Regions from separate parts of the Homo sapiens genome. Here region 2 is linked to region 1. A link is an interaction called in ENCODE POLR2A ChIA-PET data of the cell type or tissue named here. Cell type or tissue: Caco-2. All regions are shown on one strand.

Region 1 (8,000 bases):
TTTTTTAGAGACAGGGTTTCATCATGTTGTCCAGGCTGGTCTTGAATTCCTGGGCTCAAGCAATCTGCCCGCCTCGGCCTCCCAAAAGGCTGGGATTACAGGCGAGATCCACCACACCCAGCCCAGTTGTATTTTAGACTTTAAAAGAAATCAGTATTCAGTATTTACATTCTTTTTAAATTAGAAATAATTTTAAGAGAATCTTTTGCAGAGATGGGGTCTCATCATATTGCCCAGGCTGGCTTCAAACTCCTGTGCTTAAGCGATCCTTCTACTTCAGCTAACAAAGTGCTGGGATTACAGGCATGAGTCACTGTGCTCAGCCCAATATTTACACTCCTATTACTATGTATGCTAATCAGGCCTGAGACAGGCAATACACCATGATCACCTTTCCTTTCTTGTGCAACTTTTTGTTTTCCTAGAACTGGAAAAAAAATGTGTTCAATTTTTTTTTTTTTTTTTTTTTTTTTTTTTTTTTTTTTTTTTTTGAGACGGAGTTTTGCTCTGTCACCAGGCTGGAGTGCAGTGGTGCGATCTCAGCTCACTGCAAGCTCCGCCTCCCGGGTTCAAGTGATTCTCCTGCCTCAGCCTCCTGAGTAGCTGGGACTACAGGTGCGTGCCACCACGCCCAGCTAATTTTTGTATTTTTAGTAGAGACGGGGTTTCACCATGTTGGCCGGGATGGTCTCGATCTCTTGACCTCGTGATCCACCGACCTTGGCCTCCCAAAGTGCTGGGATTACAGGCGTAAGCCACCATCCCAGCCCTGTGTTTGATTATATTTGGTCTGGTTTTCTATCTACTTAACAGTGTGAACCCTAAATCATTCATCAATTGTATCTTTTGTCAAGACGTCAATTCCATTAGATATTTTATCAATTTCTTTTTTTTTTTTTTTTTGAGACATAGTCTTGCTCTGTTGCCCAGGCTGGAGTGCCATGGCGCGATCTCGGCTCACTGCAAGCTCCACCTCCTGGGTTCTCCTGCCTCAGCCTCCCGAGTAGCTGGGACTACAGGTGCCCACCACCACATCCGACTAATTTTTTGTATTTTTTTTTTTTTTTTTGAGATGGAGTCTCACTCTGTTGCCCAGGCTGGAGTGCAGTGGTGCGATCTCGGCTCACTGAAAGCTCCATTTCTCCTGCCTCAGCCTCCCAAGTAGCTGGGACTCACACCATTCTCCTGCCTCGGCCTCCCAAGTAGCTGGGACTATAGGCACCCACCACCACGCCCGGCTAATTTTTTGTATTTTTAGTAGAGGCGGGGTTTCACCGTGTTAGCCAGGATGGTCTCCATCTCCTGACCTCGCGATCCGCCGGCCTCGGCCTCCCAAAGTGCTGGGATTACAGGCGTGAGCCACCACACCTGGCCTCTCATCAATTTCATTTCTTGAAGAAATTTCTTCAGGAGCCCACTGACCTGGTCCAGTTTGCACTAGTAGCCCTCTGCCAGGGGACAGACCTGTCATGCTGGCATCTTCCTTCACCATCATCTTGTAGAATCCTTTTGCCTCTGTCCTGGTTAGAAGTCCTGTTTCCTGTACTTGACTCCTTTTCTTGACTTATTCCTTTGTTTTCATGGAGCAGGTCCTTCAGTAACTGCCTTAGAAAGGTCATGAGAGGCCAGAGACAGTGGCTCACTCCTGTAATCCCAGCACTTTGGGAGGCCTTGAGTCCAGGAGTTTGAGACCAGCCTGGGCAATATACTGATACCTTATCTCTACCAAAAATATAAAAATTAGCTGGCCATGGTGGTGCATGCTTGTAGTACCAGCTACTCGGAAGGCTGAGGCAAGAGAATTGCTTGTACCCAGGAGGCAGAGATTGCAGTCAGCCTAGATCATGCCACTGAACTCCAGCCTGGGCGACAGAGTGAGACTCCATTTAAAAAAATAATTAATTAAATAATAATCTAAAAAAAAACTTTTTTTTTTTTTTGAGATGAAGTGTCACTCTTGTCCCCCAGGCTGGAGTGCAATGGCGTGATCTTGGCTCACTGCAACCTCCGCTTCCCGGGTTCAAGGATTCTCCTGCCTCAGCATCCCAAGTAGCTGGGATTACAGGCACCTCCCATCACACCTGGCTAATTTTTGTATTTTTAGTAGAGACGGGGTTTCACCATGTTGGCCAGGCTGGTCTCAAACTCCTGACCTCAGGTGATCTGCCCGCCTTGGCCTCCCAAAGCGCTGGGATTACAGGCATGAGCCACCGCGCCCAGCATCTAAAAAAAAAATTTAAAATAAGGTCATGGGAAGTATATTTTTTGAGACTTTTGTGTGTCTCACCTTGAGTTGATAGCTTAGCTAGGTATCCCATGCCAGGTTAGAAATCATTATTCTTCAGAATCTTGAAGGCACTTTTCCATTGTCCTTCTTCCAGCATATATCGTTGCCATTTAGAAGGATGAAACCATCTGATTTCTGATCCTCTGATGTAATGTTTTTCTTTCTGAAAGTTTATAGAATTTTTACTTTATCCTCAGTGTGGTGTATTTTCATTCATGGCTCTAGGCACTTAGTATGTCTCTTCATTCTGAAAACATATGTCTTTCAATTCAGTGAAAAAGAATTATTTATTTAATTATTTATTTCTCTCCATTTTCTCTCTTGGGATTTTCTGTTATTGGATTTTGTTGCCCCCTGAATTGGTCCCCTAATTTAATTCCCTTTTCTCTTATATTTTCCATCTCTTTACCTTTTTCCTTTGGTTTCCAAGATATTCCCTCCACTTTATGTTCCAATCCTTCTATTGAGTTTTTCATTTCTGTTCATGTAGTTTTAATTCCCACAAGCTCCTTACTTTAAATTTTTTTTTTAATGAGACAGCATCTCACTATGTTGTCCAGGCTAGTTTCGAACTCCTGGGTTCAAGCAATCCTCCTGCCTCGGCCTCCCAAAGTGCTGGGATTATAGGCGTAAGCCACCCTGTCTGGCCTGTGCAAATGTTTTAAATGCATGTGTGTGTGACTGTGAGTGTGAATATATGTGTATGTGTGTGTGTGAGTTTGTGTGTGAATGTGAGTATATATGTGTTTGACCGTGTGTTTGTGAGTGTGTTTGCATGTGTGACCGTGAGTGTATGTATAGTGTGAATGCATGTGTGTGTTTATGTGTGTCTGTGAATGTGAGTGTATGTGTGTGTGTTTGAGTGTATGTGTGTGTGTGTGCAAGTGAATGCATGTGTGTATGACCGTGAGTGTATGTGTGAGTGTTTAGGTTGTGTATGTGTGTGCAAGTGTTTGGATGTGTGTGTGTGACCGTGAGTGTATGTGTGAGTGAGTGGGTTGCGTGTGCGTGGATGTGGGTCTGTGCCTCTCCCTTCCTGAATCCTCCCCCTCTGCACTTTCTCCACAGTGGAACACACGGGCCAAGCGGGAGAAGCTGACAGAGCTGATGTTCGAGCAGTACAACATTCCTGCCTTCTTCTTATGCAAGACGGCTGTGCTCACCGCGTATCCTCTGGACTGAGCTGCTCTGACTGGGTGGAGGGCTGGGGTGGGGCCTGTGCTGAGCTCAGCTGTGATGAGCTGGAGGGTCAGGCCTGGTTCTCTGAAGATCAGTGTCCCAATGGGCAGACACCTCCCTCTGCCCCACTAGTGCAGAAGGCCCAGTGGACTGAGCACCTCCGACTCTGGGGTGGCCAGATCAGCGGCCCCTTTCGGTTCCCCGGATCAGGCTGAGCAGACAGTGAGCTGGGCCCGGGAGAGAGTAGGGGCTGGAACTGGACAGAGGAGGGAGACGTGTAGAACACTGCGGCAGTCCCTTCCCAAGAACTCCTTCAACACTGACTGTTTTTAGGATCTGCCTTGCATTGAACCCTGTGCTATGCACTGGGGTGATAGCGACCCTAATTTCAGGGAATCTGTAGGACACAACCAAAAATAAAGGGGCTGGCCAGGCGCGGTGGCTCACGCCTGTAATCCCAGCATTTTGGGAGGCCAAGGCGGGCAGATCACTTGAGGTCAGGAGTTAGAGACCAGTCCGGCCAACATGGCAAAAGCCCGTGTCTACTAAAAATGGAAAAATTAGCCAGGCATAGTGGTGGGCACCTGTAGTCCCAGCTACTTGGGAGGCTGAGGCAGGAGAATCTCTTGAACCCAGGAGGCAGAGGTTGCAGTGAGCTATTGCATTCCAGCCTGGGCGACAAAACGAAACTCAGTTTCAAAAAAAAAAAAATAACTAAAGAAGTAACTGGGGTCGCCGGGTGTGGTGGCTCATGCCTGTAATCCCGGCACTTTGGGAGGCCGAGGCGGGCAGATCACGAGGTCAGGAGATCGAGACCATCCTGGCTAACACGGTGAAATCCCATCTCTACTAAAAATACGAAAAATTGGCCGGGCGTGGTGGCAGGCACCTGTAGTCCCAGCTACTCGGGAGGCTGAGGCAGGAGAATGGCATGAACCCGGGAGGCGGAGCTTGCAGTGAGCTGAGATTGCGCCACTGCACTCCAGCCTGGGAGACAGCAAGACTCCATCTCAAAAAAAAAAAAAAAGAAGTAACTGGGGTCTCAGAGCCTTTCTCCAGGAGATGAGTCATCACCAGGGGGAGAGATTTGCAGACTGGGGATGGGCTGGACCCCGGTAGAGCAGAGAGTGACCAGACAAGATCTGGGCCCAGGCCCCTCACTTGCTGCTGCTGTCTCTTTGACTTACCCATCCGATGCCAGCTTTGCAAACGGGCGGTCCACTGGCCTCGTGCTGGACAGTGGAGCCACCCACACCACGGCCATTCCAGTACATGACGGCTACGTTCTGCAGCAAGGTGGGGCTTCGGCAGGGGGTGGGGGTGCTCCAGGAGGACCAGGTCCTGACAGTGCCTTCCTTCTAGGCATCGTCAAGTCCCCTCTGGCAGGGGACTTCATCTCCATGCAGTGCCGGGAGCTGTTCCAGGAGATGGCCATTGACATCATCCCACCTTACATGATCGCAGCCAAGGTGGGGCCTCTGGGGACATGGAGCTGCCACTAGAGTCCTGGCCACTCGCCCCATGGCCGTCAACCCTCTGACACATGAGATATCAGAGCAGAGAGCAGCAGGCTCCCCAGTGGGTCCTGGCTCCAGTTCCTCCTTTTATAATCGAGGCATCCGAAATCCAGACAGGCTGAGGGATATGCTGAGGTCATGAAACCAGCTGGCAGACAGCAGGATGTGTGAGGGCCAGTGTGGTGGGTTCTAGGGTCCAATATAGACCCAGGTTCAAGTTCTGCCTCTGCCGTGCAAGAGCTGCAGGACCGGTCAGGCATGGTGGCTCACACCTGTAATCCCAGCACTTCGGGAGGCTGAGGCAGGCAGATCGCTTTGAGCTCACTTCGAGACCAGCCTGGGCAACATGGTGAAGCCACGTCTCTACTAAAACTGCAAGAACTAGCCAAGCATGGTGGTGCATGCCTGTAGTCCCAGCTACTTGGGAGGCTGAGACTGGAGAATCACCTGAACCCCGGAGGCAGAGGTTGCAGTGAGCCGAGATCGCGCCACTGCACTCCAGCCTGGGCGACCGAGTGAGACTCCATCTGAAAAAAAAAAAAAAAAAGAGCTGTGTGACCAACAGCATGATATCAAAGCTCCCTGGGCCTCAGGTTTGTCTTATGTAAAGTGGAACGGCAGTAGGCAGTAGCCAGGGTGCTGTGAGTATGAAGTGACACTGTGTGCTTAGCTCCATTCCGTGCCCTCACATGGATCATGACCCCCTAGGAGGCCATTCCCTTGAGGTTCTGTCACTGCTGTATTCCTGGTGTTCTCCAGATCAGCTGCACCCACCGCATGAAAGGCACACATGGAGAGAGAGGCATGCCCCATTCTCTCTCCTCTCCATCAGGGAAGGGTGAGAAACCCCTCTTGCAGGCAGCACAGCAGAGCCTGCAGCGCCAGGTAGCTGCAGAGCTGGGAACAGTGCCAGGAAGGTGGGGGTGGGGGTCAGGTGGGCTAGGAAAGGGTGTTCCTACACTGTGCCCCCACAGGAGCCTGTCCGGGAGGGTGCCCCCCCAAACTGGAAGAAGAAGGAGAAGCTACCCCAGGTCTCCAAGTCCTGGCATAACTACATGTGTAATGTGAGCCTCTGGAGAGGGCCACCTGAAACCCCCCTCCCCTGCCATGAATCGGGGGCGGGACAGAGGCCCCGCATGGGAGGGGGAGCAGGGAGGGGGAGCGGGGCAGGGGGTGCTGCTCACGGGGAAGGCAGGCCCTCACCACCTCCGCTGGGATTTCAGGAGGTGATCCAGGACTTCCAGGCCTCCGTGCTGCAGGTCTCAGACTCCCCCTACGATGAACAGTGAGTGTGGCTCAGGGCTTTGGGGTGGGAGAGAGGGCAGAACCGGCACTCTTGGGGTGGGCTGGGGGGCTCTGGTGCTGCCCACGCACTGATCCTTCTTGAGCACCCCAGGCAGAGTCCTGCTCCCTTCTGGGTAGGGTGGCTGCACAAATGCCCACAGTGCACTACGAGATGCCCAATGGCTACAATACAGACTACGGCGCCGAGCGACTCCGCATCCCTGAGGGCCTGTTTGATCCCTCGAACGTCAAGGTTTGGCTGTGTGGCGAGGACTGGGGTGGGTGCTGGCTGCAGTCCCTGGATCCTGGGGCGTGGGGGAGGCTGGGAAGGATTGCAGGGGTCTGGGGGGAAGGGGGAGAGAGCCCACAGCCCCAGTCACCTCTCTCTGCAGGGCCTGTCGGGGAACACCATGTTGGGTGTGGGCCACGTGGTGACCACCAGCATCGGCATGTGTGACATTGATATTCGCCCGGTGAGGCCAGGCCGGAGCTGAGGCTCGGCAAAGGGGCCCAGGGGAAGTGGGGAGACGGGGTTGGGGGGCTGCCCCCGCAGCTCACTCCTTCTCCCTGCTCTCAGGGCCTGTACGGGAGTGTCATTGTCACCGGCGGGAACACACTGCTGCAGGGCTTCACTGACAGGCTCAATCGAGAGCTTTCCCAGAAGACCCCACCGGTAGGAGCCCACCCCTGACCCAGAGCCCTGGACACCCGTCCTGGCTCAGCTGTCCAGGACTGAGTCCCTTCATCCTTCCCATGTCCTTCCTTCTGTTCTGGCCACCAGAGCAGAACCCCTGCCCCTGTGGCTTCCCAAGTCTTCCCCTCTCCCCCAAGCCCTGTCCCTTCCCAGAACCTAGGTGTCTGCTTCCCCCAGCCCCTTTTTACCCCCAGAGCATGCGACTGAAACTCATTGCCAGCAACAGCACCATGGAGCGCAAGTTCAGCCCCTGGATCGGGGGTTCCATCCTGGCCTCACTGGTGAGAGGAAAGGGACCTGGCCTAGCACTGACTGTGGGGGAGAGGGGAGACCCAGACAGTGCCCGCCACTTTGACTGCCTCTTCGTTCATTCATTCATTCAACAAACATTTAGTTTTGAGAAATGTCAGTCAATGAATGTTCCCAGAAGGGTGAACAGGACACAAATCGGGGGGCAGGGGCCCGGTATGGTGGCCCACACCTGTCATCCCAGCACTTTGGGTGGCTGAAGTGGGGGGATGGCTTGAGGCTAGGAGTTGAAAACCCAGCAGGGGAACATAGCAAGACCCATCTCTACTTTTACAAACTGGGGAGAAGAGGCTGCGCACAGTGGCTCATGCCGGTAATCCCTGCAGTTTGGGAGGCCGAGACGGGTGGATCACTTGAGCTCAGGAGTTCGAGACCAGCCTGGCCAACATGACGAAACCTTGTCTCTACTAAAAATCCAAAAATTAGCCAGGCATGGTGGTGCATGCCTGTAATCCCAGCTATTCAGGAGGCTGAGGCAGGAGAATCTCTTGAACCCAGGAGACGGAGACTGCAGTGAGCTGAGATCGTGCCACTGCACTCCAGCCTGGGTGACGCAGTAAGACTCTCAAAAAAAAAAAAAAATTGGGAGTAGAGGGACAGGTAGTTGGAGAGATTGGTCAGGATGAGATTTTGGTGATACACCCACTGTGCTCAGTCAGCAGAGGGGAGACCCTGATGTTTTGGGGCAAGGGAGTGATGTGGCAATGCAGGCATGATTGGAAAGACTGCC
Region 2 (8,000 bases), 130 kb before region 1:
GCATTGTTCAGACTCTGCCAAGAAGTCAGACAGTGAGAAGGGGCCGGGCGCAGTGGCTCACGCCTGTAATCCCAGGACTTTGGGAGGCCAAGGCGGGTGGATGACCTGAGGTCAGGAGTTTGAGACCAGCCTGGCCAACATGGTGAAACCCTGTCTCTACTAAAAATACAAAAATTAGCCAGGTGTGGTGGTGCGTGCCTGTAATCCCAGCTACTTGGTAGGCTGAGGCAAGAGAATTGCTTGAACCCGGGAGGCAGAGGTTGTAGTGAGCGCCGAGATCGCGCCACTGCACTCCAGCCTGGGAGACAGAGTAAGACACCATCTCAAAAAAACAAAAAACAAAACAAAAGACTGAGAAGGGACCCTGCCCAGGTGTGACAGTCCCCAGAGTCCCTCCCCCACGGTGGCATCCCCTGTGGCCACCCTCTTAGGCTCAGGCTCCCTGGATCCTTTCTTTTCTTTTTTTAATTTTCTTTTTCTTTTTTTGAGACAGGGTCTTATTCTGTCACCCAGACTGGAGTACAAGTGGTACGATCATAGCTCACTGCAGCCTCCACCTCCTGGTCTCGAGTGATCCTCCTGAGTAGCTGGGACTTTAGGTGCGCACCACCACCCCTAGCTAATTTTTTTCTTTTTTTTTTAGAAATGGCCACACTACATTGCCCAGGCTGGTCTTGAACTCCTGGCCTCAAGAAATCCTCCCACCTTGGCCTCCCAAAGTCCAAAGTGCTGAGATTACAGGCATAAGCCACCAAGCCCGGTACCTAGACTTTTTTTTTTCAATACCTACTGACATTCAATTAGAGGCCCTTTATTATTATTTTTATTTTTTTATTTTTTTGAGACAAGATCTCACTCTGTGTCCCAGGCTGGAGTGCAGTGGTACAATCATAGCTCACTGCAGCCTCAAACTCCTGAGCTCAAGCAATTCTCCTGCGTCAGTCTCCTGAGTAGCTGGGACTACAGGCACAAGCCACTACACCTAACTAATTTTTTAAAATTTTAAAATTTTTTGTAGGGACAGGGTCTTCCTATGTTGGCCAGGTTGGTGTTAAATTCCTGGGCTGAAGTGATTCTTCCACCTCTGCCTCCCAAGTACTGGGATTACAGGCATGAACCACCATGCCCAGCCTCCCTGGATCCTTGATCTTCAATTTTCTCTATCTCCTGGCCTGATTAAAAACCTTAGAGGGGGCGGGCACAGTGGCTCATGCCTGTAATCCCAACACTTTAGGAGGCTGAGGCAGGAGGAACACATGAGCCCATGAGTTCAAGCCCATCTTGGGCAACATAGCAAGACCCCATCTCTAGAAAAAAAATAGCAAAATTGGCTGGGTGTGGTGGTCCATGCCTGTAGTCCCAGCTACTTGGGAGGCTGAGATGTGAGGATCACATGATTGCAGGCATTTGAGGTTGCAGCTAGCTATATGATGGTGCCAGTGCACTCCAGCCTGGGCAACAGAGCAAGACCCTATCTCAAAAAACAAACAAACAAGAAAAGAAAAACTTTGGAGGATCTCCTTGACCAGTCCCCTCTTTTTGCCCTGCAGGTGGAGGGTCCCAGAGGGGATCAGGACCTGGCACATGGCCACAGAGTTAGCAAGAGCTAAACTGGAGGCCAGGCCTCCTGATCCAGTCGCCCGCCCCAACCCCTGACTGTGCTGGGGTTCAGGCTAAGCCCCTTCCCACCCTGCCTCTTCCTCCACCTCCGCCCTGGCCACAGGTGCTCCCCTCTCCAACCTCCCCGGTCGCTCCCCTTACTGTCTGAGACACAATTGCTGTTGCTGTTGTCGGAAGTGAGCTGGCAGTGGGACCCAGAGGGGCATCGGAAGTCCCCGCACTGAATGGCTCCTCCCGTGCAGACACACTTCTCCGTGCAACCGCTGGAGACCCAGCTCTTGCCCAGCTGTAGAAGTTACAGGAAGAGAAAGAGAGTGAGGAGGGGGCTGGGCGCGGCGGCTCACGCCTGTAATCCCAACACTTTGGGAGGCCGAGACGGGTGGATCACCTGAGGTCAGGAGTTTGTGACGAGCCCAGCCAACATGGTGAAACCCTGTCTCTACTAAAAATACAAAAATTAGCCAGGTGTGGTAGCACACACTTGTAATCCCAGCTACTCAAGAGGCTGAGGCAGGAGAATTGCTTGAACCCAGGAGGCAGAGGTTGCAGTGAGCCAAGATCGCACCACTGCATTCCAGCCTGGGCAACAGAGCGAGACTCTGTCTCAAGAAAAAAAAAAAAAAGAGTGAAGAGGGGAGGGCCAGTTCTCCTTCCTCTTGCCCCAGCAGCCTGGCCCACCATCTAAATGGCTTAATTGATGCTGGCCAGAGGCAGCCACAGTGTCATTTGGTCATCCAAAAGACAACTGTGCAGGCCAAGTGTGGTGGCTCACACCTGTAATCTTAGTACTTTGGGAGGCCAAGGCGGGCAGATCACTTGAGGTCAGGAGTTCGAGACCAGCCTGGCCAACATGGTGAAACCCAATCTCTACTAAAAATTCAAAAATTAGCAGGCTGTGGTGGCGCTTGCCTGTAATCCCAGCTACACAGGAGACTGAGGCAGGAGAATGGCTTGAACCCAGGAGGCAGAGATTGCAGTGCGCAGAGATTATGCCACTGCACTCTAGCCTGCTGGATAATAGAGGGAGACTCCGTCTCAAAAAAAAAAAAAAAAAAAAAAGGCACTGTGTTTGTGCTTGGTGACTTACATATGTTGTGCAGGAGGTACTACTGAACCCATTTTACAGATGAGGAAACGGATATAACAGAGGTCATCTGACTCATCAGTGGCACCATCAGGATTCAATCCTAGGTTAGGCTGAAATGAGCCCATGGTCTTTCCACTATACCATGCCATGTGCTGCTTGTTTGGATTCCTCAGATCCAAAACCCAAACCATGTGCCATCAGCCCAGACCTGGCTGGAGATCAATGTGCCACTCACACCAGCCTTCACACCCCCGGGCCAGCTGTAAGTCATGGGTATCCCAGGCTGAGAGAGGCAGAGAAAAGGAGAAAGCACTGCCCTCAAGCTGTGTTGCCTCCAGTCCCATTTCCCATGCCCACTCACAGGGATGGAGCCACCATGGGCATCCTTGCAGCCACACTGACTTCTGGGGACACACTTGTCTTCACTCAGCACATAGCCGGGCTGACAAATGCAGCCCTCAGCGCAGGCAGAGGGGACTTTGGCGCCCTCACACCGGCCATCCAGGTCCCAGCAGGAGGGTGAGCAGGAGGGAAGGCAGTTGGTGTAGCTGCTGTAGGCAGGGCATTCCAGAGCTGTGGGTGAAGGAGACAGTGGGTCAGTGGAGAGGGTCACAGGGGGCCAAGGTGGGCAGGGGCTGTACAAACCAAGCTATGGGTGGATGACCAACAAGGCTTGGGGAGCTTTTTTTGTTCTTTTGTTATTCATTCAGCAAACATTTACTGAGTATGGGTTATGTGCCAGGCTTTGGGGGAAAGCAAGGAAAAAGCGGCTGGGCATGGTGGCTCACGCCTGTAATCCCAGCACTTTGGGAGGCTGAGGTGGGTGGATCACAAGGTCAGGAGATCGAGACCATCCTGGCCATCATGGTGAAACCCCATCTCTACTAAAAATACAACAATTAGCCAAGCGTGGTGGTGGGCGCCTGTAGTCCCAGCTACTCAGGAGGCTGAGGCAGGAGAATCACTTGAACCTGGGAGGCAGAGGTTGCATTGAGCCAAGATCACACCACTGCACTCCAGCCTGGGCAACAGAGTGAGACTGTCTCAAAAAAAAAAAAAAAAAAAGGAACAAGAATGGCTCTCCCAAGCCAGCATGAAGGACGGTGGTCAAACAGCAACGGCAGCAGGACCTTGATGTGTATGATCAGTAGGTGTGTTGACAGCAAGAGCATACAAGGCATGATGGAGGCACAGAGCAGGGAGGTATTAATTCTGTTGGGGGAGTTAAAGAAAGGCCCTTAAGCAAAAATAGTGTGAACAAATGGAAATGCATACCATGTTCATGGATAAGAAGGTTCAGCAACATGGTGATGTTAGTTCTGCCTCAGTGAATGTACACATTTAATGTGATCTCAATAAAATATACATATATATATATGTATATATATATGTGTGTATATATATATATGTGTATATATATATATATATATATTTTTTTTTTTTTTTTTTTTTTTTTTTTTTTGCGGGGGACGGGCAGGGACGGAGTCTCTCTCTGACACCCAGGAATGATCTTGGCTCACTGCAGCCTCTGCCTCCCTGGTTCCAGAGATTCTCCTACTTCAGCCTCCCAGGTAGCTGGGATTACAGGCATGTGCCACCATGCCTGGCTAATTTTTGTATTTTTAGTAGAGATGGGGTTTCACCATGTTGGCCAGGCTGGTCTCAAACTCCTGACCTCAGGTGATCCTCCCACCTTGGCCTCCCAAAGTGCTAGGATTACAGGCATGAGCCACCACACCCAGCCACCAAAAGTATTTTATATATGTGTGTGCTTTTAATAGGACAAGATGATTTCAAAGTTGAGCTGAAGACATAAGCAAACCAGAAAAGCCAGGAACTCCCTAAAAAAAAGAGCCATCAGTAGTGAATGGCCCTCCATAAGTCGTTTATTTTGTTTTATTTTATTTATTCATTTATTTATTTTTTTGAGATAGAGTTTCGCTCTTTCCGCCCTGGCTGGAGTGCAATGGCACAATCTCAGCTCACTGCAACCTCCACCTCCCAGGTTCAAGCAATTCTCCTTTCTCAGCCTCCTGAGTAGCTGGGATTACAGGCACATACTAGCACGCCCAGCTATTTTTTGTATTTTTAGTAGAGATGGGGTTTTGCCATGTTGGCCAGGCTGGTCTCAAACTCCTGACCTCAGGTGATCCGCCCACCTCGGCCTCCCAAAGTGCTGGGATTACAGGCGTAAGCCACAGCGCCCAGCCCAAAGCTCATTTTAAATTTTCAGTGATTACGACTTTGTGTTACTGCTACATGCAAATACAGATGGACCGACAGAACAGAGGAGAAAGCTCAGATATGGATCCAAATATATATGGGAATTTAGTATATGATAAATTGTGGTATCTCAGTCCCTGCGCAAAGACAGACTAGTCATTTAATAATATTGGAACAGCTGGCTAGCCTTCTGGAGAAAAACAAAAACAAAGTTGATTCATACCTCATTTTACACATCAGGATAAATCTTCATGGGTCAAAAACTTAAATACACACACACACACACACACAAAAAAAACCCACTTAAATATAAAAAAATGAAACCATAAAAGTTCTAGAGCAGGCCGGACACGGTGGCTCACGCCTGTAACCCCAGCACTTGGGGAGGACGAGGCGGGCAGATCACTTGAGGCCAGGAGTTTGAGACCAGCCTGGCCAACATGGTGAAACCCCATCTCTACTAAAAATACAAAAAAATTATCCAGGCATGGTGGTGGGTGCCTGTAATCCCAGCTACTCGGAAGGCTGAGGCAGGAGAATCGCTTGAACCCAGGAGGCAGAGGTTGCAGTGATCCGGGATCGTGCCACTGCAGCCTGGGCCACAGAGTGAGACTCTGTCTCAAACAAACAAAATTTCTAGAGCAAAGAATCAGCAAACTCTTTTGTAGCTTCTGTGGGGCTAGCATTTATAGCTATTGCTCAAGATGCAGAAGACATAAAACAAGATTAATATATTTGACCCCATAAAAATTTTTGTCCTGCATGGCAAAAAAAAAAAAAGTCAAAAGATGAAAACAAAAAGGACTGGAAAACTTTGTGTAACTCAGAGCACTAATAAAGGTCTACTTTCCATAACAGATAAAGGACTTCCATGAAATAGTTCAGTAAAGACCAACGACTCAATGGAAAAATGGTGACTGGATAAGAGCAGATAGTTTACAGAAAGGGAAATTCAAAGGGTTCCTAAGTACATGAAAAAATGTCCAATCTCACTCATAATAAAAACTCAAATTAAGTCTTGTTATTTTTCATGACCAGGTGCAGTGGCTCATGCCTGTAATCCTAGCACTTTGGGAGGCTTGAGGCAGGTGGATCACCTGAGGTGAGGAGTTCAAGACCAGCCTGGCCAATATGGTGAAACCCCGTCTCTACTAAAAATACAAAAATTAGCTGGGTGTGGTGGCACATGCCAGTAATCCCAGCTACTCGGAGGCTGAGGCAGGAGATTCACTGGAACCTGGGAGGCAGAGGTCACAGTGAGCCGAGATCATAGACTCCAGCCTGAGCTACAAAGTGAGACTCAAAAAAAAAAAAAAAAAAGTATAGCAATGTCAAATAAAAACTCAGGCTTATAGCTTCTTTCAAAAAAAAAAATCAGAGGATCTGGTCACACTGGACCCACAGTGATGCCCAGCAGCTGTGGGGCAGCTGAGCAGCGGCCCCCTTCTGCACGGGACCTGTGTGCTGCTTTCACCCTGACCCTTCAGCCAGCTCAGGCTGCTGTGCTCATGTTGCCTCCACTGGCCCTGAGAAGCTCTGCAGCACCCCCTGCACCTCTGCTTTGCTCCTGGAACGCGAGAGTGTTTTAAAGAAAAATAAACTTTCTTGGCCGGTTGAGATGTCTCACGTCTGTAATCCCAGCACTTTGGGAGGCCAAGGCAGGCAGATCACAAGGTCAAGAGATCGAGACCAACCTGGCCAACATGGTGAAACCCTGTCTCTACTAAAAATACAAAAATTACCTGGGTGTGGTGGTGCGTGCCTGCAGTCCCAGCTACTTGGGAGGCTGAGGCAGGAGAATCTCTTGAACCCAGAAGGTGGAAGTTGCAGTGAGCCAAGGTCACACCACTGCACTCCAGCCTGGTGACAGAGCGAGATTCTGTCTCAAAAAATATATATAAAATAAAAAAATAAATAAAATAAACCTTCTTATGAAACACTGGCAAAAAAATAATAAGACGTTGTTTTTCAATTCTCAGATTGGCAAAACTCCAAAAGCACAGAGCATATAGTTTTCTTGTCTTTTGTTTTTTTAATTTTTTTGTAGCGATGCGGGGGTCTCATTATATTGCCCAGGTTGGTCTCAAACTCCTGGCCTCAAGCAATCCTCCCTTCTTGGACTCCCAAAGTGCTTGGATTACGGGTGTCAGTCACTGCACCCAGCCACGAATATAAATTTGAATTTGTTTATATATGCATAAATAAGTGGTCTTGGGAAAAATACTGAGACATGAACCAGGCCCATGGGGTGAGGGTGGGAGGGAGACGGTACACTGGTATCTTTTTTTGTTTTTTGGGGAGAATTTTTTTTTTTCTGAGAGTCTCACTCTGTCACCCAGACTTGAGTGCAGGGATGCAATCACAGTTCACTGCCGGGCTCAAGTGATCCTCCCACCTCACCCCCACAAGTAGCTGGGACCACAGGCATGCACCACCATACCCAGCTAGTTTGGTAATTTTTTGTAGAGATTGGGTCTCACTATGTTGCCCAGGCTGGTCTCGAACTCCTGGTTTCAAGCAATCCACCCACCTCAGCCTCCCAAATTGCTGAGATTATAGGCATGAGCCATCACACCCAACCTACTGGGTATCTTTTAATACTTTAAAAGTATTTTAAATTTTTTAATACTTTATACGTTTTTGAATCCTGCAAATGTGTTACCTATTAAAAAAAACTCTATTGAATTCCTGTTTTAAATTGTAAAAGTTTCTGGCGTTATATAGTAGTGATGGTTGCACAACTTTATCAAGATACTAAAAGACACTTTTTTTTTTTTTTGAGATGGAGTGTTGCTCTTTTTGCCCAGGCTGGAGTGCAACGGCGCGATCTCGGCTCACTACAACCTCCGCCTCCCAGGTTCAAGCAATTCTCCTGCCTCAGCCTCCCGAGTAGCTGGGATTACAGGCATGTGCCACCACACCCGGCTAATTTTGTATTTTTAGTAGGATGGGGTTTCACCATGTTGGCCAGGCTGGTCTCGAACTCCTGACCTCAGGTGATCCACCCACCTTGGCCTCCCCAAGTGCTGGGATTATAGGCGTGAGCCACCACACCCAGCAAAAAAAATTT

Evidence for each region. Peaks named below come from ENCODE experiments on the same cell type or tissue, not always from the same donor. Only the 100,000 strongest peaks of a DNase experiment are listed, where the experiment ranks them.
Region 2: POLR2A ChIA-PET joins it to region 1 with 6 read pairs; 3 of 35 experiments call an interaction of 5 or more read pairs at or near these places.

Annotation. Positions count from the first base shown.
Region 1 is chr7:100,645,491-100,653,490 of GRCh38, reverse strand. It overlaps ACTL6B (actin like 6B), which reads left to right. Exons shown (of 14, transcript NM_016188.5): 5 at 3,356-3,453; 6 at 4,668-4,762; 7 at 4,829-4,935; 8 at 5,958-6,047; 9 at 6,207-6,268; 10 at 6,406-6,520; 11 at 6,660-6,740; 12 at 6,845-6,940; 13 at 7,156-7,242. Among named protein-coding and RNA genes, the nearest start is that of ACTL6B, 7.0 kb to the left of the region's middle. RefSeq lists enhancers at 3,077-3,621, 3,622-4,168. In Caco-2, no CTCF peak of the experiment used is centred here; DNase peaks (open chromatin) are centred at 325 and 3,470.
Region 2 is chr7:100,779,903-100,787,902 of GRCh38, reverse strand. ZAN (zonadhesin) reads right to left here. Exons shown (of 48, transcript NM_003386.3): 36 at 3,069-3,280; 37 at 1,762-1,906; 38 at 1-14. Among named protein-coding and RNA genes, the nearest start is that of EPHB4, 44 kb to the left of the region's middle. RefSeq lists an enhancer at 2,679-3,178. In Caco-2, no CTCF peak of the experiment used is centred here; no DNase peak of the experiment used is centred here.